2 separate regions of the Homo sapiens genome follow, and region 1 is linked to region 2. A link is a contact called in ENCODE Hi-C or POLR2A ChIA-PET data. All regions are on one chromosome and are shown on one strand. The core of a region is the stretch at or near the end of the contact, and the rest is flanking DNA. Distances in the headings are between cores, read along the strand shown.

Region 1 (2,700 bases), core at 40-2,539, 86 kb after region 2:
GTGCTGCTGGGGCATCCACCATCCACCAGTCCTGCCCGTTGCACCCAGGGGTCTGCCCAGGCCGCCCTCTACCCCTGTCTTGGCCATGCTGGGACCCCTGACAGGGTGCCCAGCACTGAGCCACACGAGTGAGACATGTCCCACTGTCCCCTGTGGGAGGCGCATCAGCCTCTGGGGAGGCTCCTCCTGGGAGGTGCAGGAACCCTGGAAGCCTCTGGCTTTGGCGGCCTGTGACCTCTCCCTGTGGTGCAGAATTGCCTGACTGTGCCTTCATGCTGGCTCCATCCTCTGGCTTGTCCAGTGCAGTGACAGTCCCACTGTTGTGTCTCTTGGGGAGGCTGCACCATCAGATGTGTGACTTGGCAGCCCCCGGGGGGAGCCGGGTGGGCCTGGGGCAGCGTTCTGGCTGGCTTGGTGGCTGCCTGGGGAGGACGTGGTGTCTCACTTTCAAAGGGCGCAGGGGCTGAGTGACAGGGGTGGGGCTCCTGGCTGGGGGAGTGAAGTCTCGGTGGGCAGTGGGGTGTGTACCATGCGTGTGGGTGGCAGGTGCTCACTGTGTCTCGGGCCATGCCTTCCAGGTGGCCCAGACAGCCCAAGCCCTGCACTGGATCGTGAGGACGCTGCGGGCCAGCGGCTTCAGCTCGGAGGCGGACGTCCCCACTCTGGGTGAGTGGGTGGCCAGGCCAGCAGCTGGTCTCCAGCCGCCTGTTTCTTTTGGGTCTGGGGTCAGTTGGGAGGAGAGGCAGCTGGGGGTGGGGGGCTCTGTCCAGGAGGAAGGCACTGGCTGCAGCCTGTTCCAGGCAGGGCCAGCGCCCTCAGGAACTCAGCCCACCCACCGACGCTGGCGCCGAGGCCCCGCCCAATCCCTGACCTGACCTGGTTCCTGGACGTCCACGGGGAGGCCTGGCCTGCTGTGCCCTGAGCTCCCCACATACCGCACTGCAGAGTGGGGGTGCGAGGCGGGCGGCTGCAGACTGTGTCTGAACCTGGTCACGTAGGCTGAGTGACGAGAAGCAAAGTCTGTTTTCCTAAATTCGCAGCCGGCTATGAAATGCACATCAGTAGCCTTCCTCGGGCTGCTGAGTTTCGCCGGCCCTCAAGGAGCATATTTGCCCTCGTAACCGCACTGCGAGTTCAGCTCATTGCCGAGGGCCCTGACTGCCGCTGCACAAAGAGGCAGGTGCCGGCGGGGACGCTGCCTGAGCTCCCGTGGCTGTCCTCCCTGGGGGCCCTGCCCACTTCAGAGCTGGTGTTCGACCTGCATGGCCATTTGGGCTCGGGGAGGTGGAGGAGCCCAGATGTTTTGGCGGAAGGACCACAGAGGAAGTCCTTGTCCTGCGGGCGGGCACCTGAGCCCGGGCTCCGCCTTGCGTCACGTCTTCCTGACTGTCCCCAGCCTCCCAGAAGGCCGCGGAGGAGCCGGATGCTGAGCCGGGAGGCAGGAAGAAGACGGAGGAGCCGGGCGACAGCTACCACGTGAATGCCCGGCACCTCCTCTACCCCAACTGCCCTGTCACGCGCTTCCCCGTGCCCAACGAGAAGGTGCCCTGGGAGGTGAGCGCCTGCCCAAGCCCAACCAGGCGGAGTGGCCGGGCCCCTGGGGAGGGGAGGGCGGCCCTGTCCCCATCCATCTGGTATTAATCCTGGCTCCCAGCCACTGCAGCCACAGGGGGATCTGTGCGTCTGGCAGCCCCTGTTTGACATTTGAGGAAACCGAGGCACAGAGAAGTCAAGTCACAGGGGCCTCACAGCTGGAGGTGGTGGAGGGGCCTGAGGGGGGCACACTGATCCCCACAGAGCTCGAGGCTTAGGCTCCTCCCATGACCATCCCAGGGCCCAGCCCCCCGGCCCCATTCCCCCAGGTCATGCCCTGGTCCTAGACCCCACCCACCCCGGTGAATGGCTCTGGCCCCTTTCCAGGTGCCAGGCATGGAAGAGAGACAGAGACACAGAGACAGAGAGATGGCTAATGGCCCCTGGGAGACCCCCGCCCTCCTGGTGCAGGGCTTCTCTCTGGCCTATCCAGAACATTCCAGGCTGCTGCTTCCGCTGCCTCCCCTTGGTCTCTACCACATAGAATCCTCCTTGCCTCTAGGGTCCAGCTTAGCCCCCTGCCCCACTCTGGGAAGACCCCCAAGGCCCCCAAGTCACGGCCACCTGCCCTTCAGCTGGCCCCAGGGTGGGGGTCCCTGATCCCAGCCCCCGGCCCTGCCCAGCCCCCAGCTCTGCCTGGCACCCGGATCTGCCCAGCTTGGAGCTTCTGCCCTGCATGTTGGGATGTTGGGGTCGGGTTCAGACCCAGCTGAGCAGCCCTTTCACCCTGGTGCCTGGCCCAGCTTTGCAGTGGGGGTAAAAATCTGAGGGAAAACTCCCTGTTTTGCGACAGACGGAGTTCCTGATCTATGACCCACCCTTTTACACGGCAGAGAGGAAGGACGCGGCCGCCATGGACCCCATGGGAGAGTGAGTATGAGCCGCTGTCCGTGCTCCCAGCTGGCCCCAAACCCAGGGCCTCCTAGGGGCTCCCTTGAGAATCCCAGTCAGAGCCCAGCCCGGGGAGGTCCAGGTGAGCAGGAGGGGCCCGTGGGGGCCTGAAGGGGCCCAGCTCCTACTGTTGTGTACACCCAGCCTGCAGCTACTCGGCTGGGCCCTTGGTGGGGGGGTGATCCCTCTGCCTGTCTGCTCTGTCCCACCTGCAAC
Region 2 (2,700 bases), core at 145-2,644:
ATAAACAAGGGCGTCTTTATAAGAGGTCAAGTTCAAAGGGTGAACAGGCAACTTATGAAGCAAACTTTAAAAGCCTGAAACAGGGTTGTTGTTTCTCCCAGCTTAGTGGGAGTACTGACCACCCCATGCAAAACAAAGAAATGCATTATTGAAAGCAAATGACACGGGAATTGTAGCCAAAACACCAGATATGCCAGGGCAGAGAGAAAAGCTTTTTAATTAACAGGGAAGAGCTCACTCTGGGCAGTCTGCGGACACCCCTGGGAGGAAGCGTCTGCTCTCGCTGACCCCCACACCCGCCTGCACGGTGAGGCCAGTTGACACGGCGCGGTCACTCTGCTGAGTCCCCAGGGAACCCTGGAGATCTTGCAGGCCTCAACTCCAGGCTCCCTCTTCTGGAAGCTCCTGGTCTTCCTTGGCTCAGTGAGACTCAGCATTACCTGCCTTTCAGCCTGCCTGGGTCCCACCGCACCCACGTCCCTTCCTGTCACCTGCTAGGAGTACCCTGGGAACGGCCGCCCCCAGTACTGATTACCAACGTGTTTCCTGACTCAGTCCTGGAAAGCTCAGTTCTCTCTCCTATTCGACTTGGTCCCAGTGACTGCTGGCAACCCCAGACAACAGACCCAGCCCACAGGGCACCCGGGGCAAAGGCGGGCCGGGAAATGGGGGGGGGCCCAGGCGACCCCGACCCCCGGCCTCCTCCCCTCCCTCACCCGCGGCTCCTTCGCCGCCCTCGCCCCTGCCCCTCCCCCCTTCCACTCCGCCCCCGCCCCGCCCCGCCCCGGCTCCTCCCTCCGGCTCCGCCCTCGTCCCGCCCCGGCTCCTCCCTCCGGCTCCGCCCTCGTCCCGCCCCGGCTCCTCCCTCCGGCTCCGCCCTCGTCCCGCCCCGGCTCCTCCCTCCGGCTCCGCCCTCTCCCCGCCCCGGCTCCGCCCTCTCCCCGCCCCGGCTCCGCCCTCTCCCCGCCCCGGCTCCTCCCTCCGGCTCCGCCCTCGTCCCGCCCCGGCTCCTCCCTCCGGCTCCGCCCTCTCCCCGCCCCGGCTCCTCCCTCCGGCTCCGCCCTCGCCCCGCCCCGGCTCCTCCCCCCACCCCGGGGCGGCCGCGGCCAGGCCCCGCCTCACCAGCAGTTGAGCTTGCGCACGCTGTGCAGCTCCGAGGCCTTGGCCCGGGTCAGAACCATCTTCCGCGTCAGCTTCATGGCGGCCGCCCAGGCCCGACCGGCGGGCGCCCCCGGCCTCCTGATCCCGGGCGGGTGACGACTGCGCGGCGCGTGTCTCCAGGGGCGGGGCCCGCGTCGTCAGGGGCGGATCCTGAGCCGATTGGCGGCTCGGTGAGGAGAGCGGGGCGACGCGAGCCCGCTGGGGCCGCTTGGGCGCCGCTGACACGTTGGCTCTGCTCCTGCTCATGCGCGGCCTGGGGCGCCCTTCTCTGACGCGATTCTAACGCGACCCCGGAAGCGCGCAGCGAGCAGAGGGTGGGTGCAGGTGGCGGTCCCCGAGTCGGCCCAGTGAGGGCTGAACTGCTGCTCCCAGGAACCGAGCGGGGTGGGCTCGGTCCGACGCGCATCATGGCCGAGTGCCTAGGCCTGACTCTGAGCGCAGGCCTAGCGTGGATGGCATGGGCGCTACACAGCTCCAAGTTACGCGATTCAAACTCTTGGAATAAACCCAGGGCAGCCCTGGGGCTGTGTTGATTCCTTGTCTCCCTCCCTCCCAGCATTTACAGAAAAGACGCATTTATAGGAAAGACGCACGGGCAGGTCCAGCAGAGCCCTTACAAGCATTTCAACCTTTTAGAAATCAGATAAGACCCTCTAAACATCGTTACATGGGCCACAGTTACATTAAGACAGGCGTTCTGACGTTCTGAAACCGCCTTTGCAAAAAATTGTATCGGTGAGAGAAGGTTGGCCTTGAAGGAGATCTGGCCAACCCCCATCTTGCCTTTGGCCTTAAAACTGCCCTTAATTATTCCTGGATAAGCAAAGGTAACTTTGGGAGACATTTATAGTTTAAGTGATAGCAGCCCTTCCTCAAAACTAAACAGCCTTTGTAAAGCTAATGAGACCACTGAAACCGCCTTTGCAAAAATCATAACTGAAGAAATTATGACAGGGGAAGATCTCCTCACCCACCCCATCTTCCTGCTATCCTCTAAGCTGCTTTTGTTCATTCCTGGGTGTAGACCAGACTAGCCTTGGGAAGGAATTTAGTTTATAGATTAAACTGAAACAAAATTGATAATAGCCCTTTCCCAAAAAAACCCTTCTTGCCTGGGGACCAGTCTGCCTTTGTAGGACTAACAAATTAAGCTACGAGATTAAAAATTACAGTTTAGGGGCCATGCAACCTCTGGCGGCAAGAGTCTGAACCTCCCCAAATTGCTTCTGGGAATAACATCACTGTTGCAAAACTTAAGGTCAGTGCTTGAAATATTTTGTAGACCCTGCATTCAGATGCAGCAGATGACACCACCCAAACGGATAATCTGGCTCAACCATGTGTGTGATCCCACCCAGGGACAGAAGTCAGCCAGAACTCATTTTGACCCCCTATGATTTAATCTTCGACCTGACCAATCAGCACTCACCACTTTCTGAGCCCATACCCGCCAAATTATCCTTAAAAACACGGATCCCCGAATGCTTGGGGAGACTGATTTGAGTGATAATAAAACTCTGCTCTCCTGCACAGCCAGCT

The links. Hi-C counts contacts between places; a loop is a spot of excess contacts on that map. ChIA-PET counts read pairs that join two places held with the same protein, here RNA polymerase II (POLR2A). Pooled maps may share reads with other maps.
Region 1: a map of CD8-positive, alpha-beta T cell shows a loop between it and region 2 (20-fold over the local background). The contact joins the promoter of TRPM2-AS here to the promoter of CFAP410 in region 2. A Hi-C loop is called at or near these places in 10 of 168 maps with a recorded cell type or tissue (CD8-positive, alpha-beta T cell, HCT116, OCI-LY7 and 6 more), 20 of 37 single-sample maps with no recorded cell type and 18 of 50 pooled maps. POLR2A ChIA-PET finds 5 or more read pairs at or near these places in 6 of 52 experiments (Caco-2, HCT116, HEK293 and 3 more).

The regions. Positions count from the first base shown.
Region 1 is chr21:44,424,274-44,426,973 of GRCh38, forward strand. TRPM2-AS (TRPM2 antisense RNA) reads right to left here and starts at 1,290. Exons shown (of 3, transcript NR_109964.1): 1 at 877-1,290. TRPM2 (transient receptor potential cation channel subfamily M member 2) reads left to right here. Exons shown (of 32, transcript NM_003307.4): 24 at 579-666; 25 at 1,397-1,554; 26 at 2,387-2,463. RefSeq lists an enhancer at 2,213-2,700.
Region 2 is chr21:44,337,996-44,340,695 of GRCh38, forward strand. CFAP410 (cilia and flagella associated protein 410) reads right to left here and starts at 1,395. Exons shown (of 7, transcript NM_004928.3): 1 at 1,123-1,395. The coding sequence starts at 1,199. RefSeq lists silencers at 564-683, 984-1,353 and an enhancer at 1,354-1,573.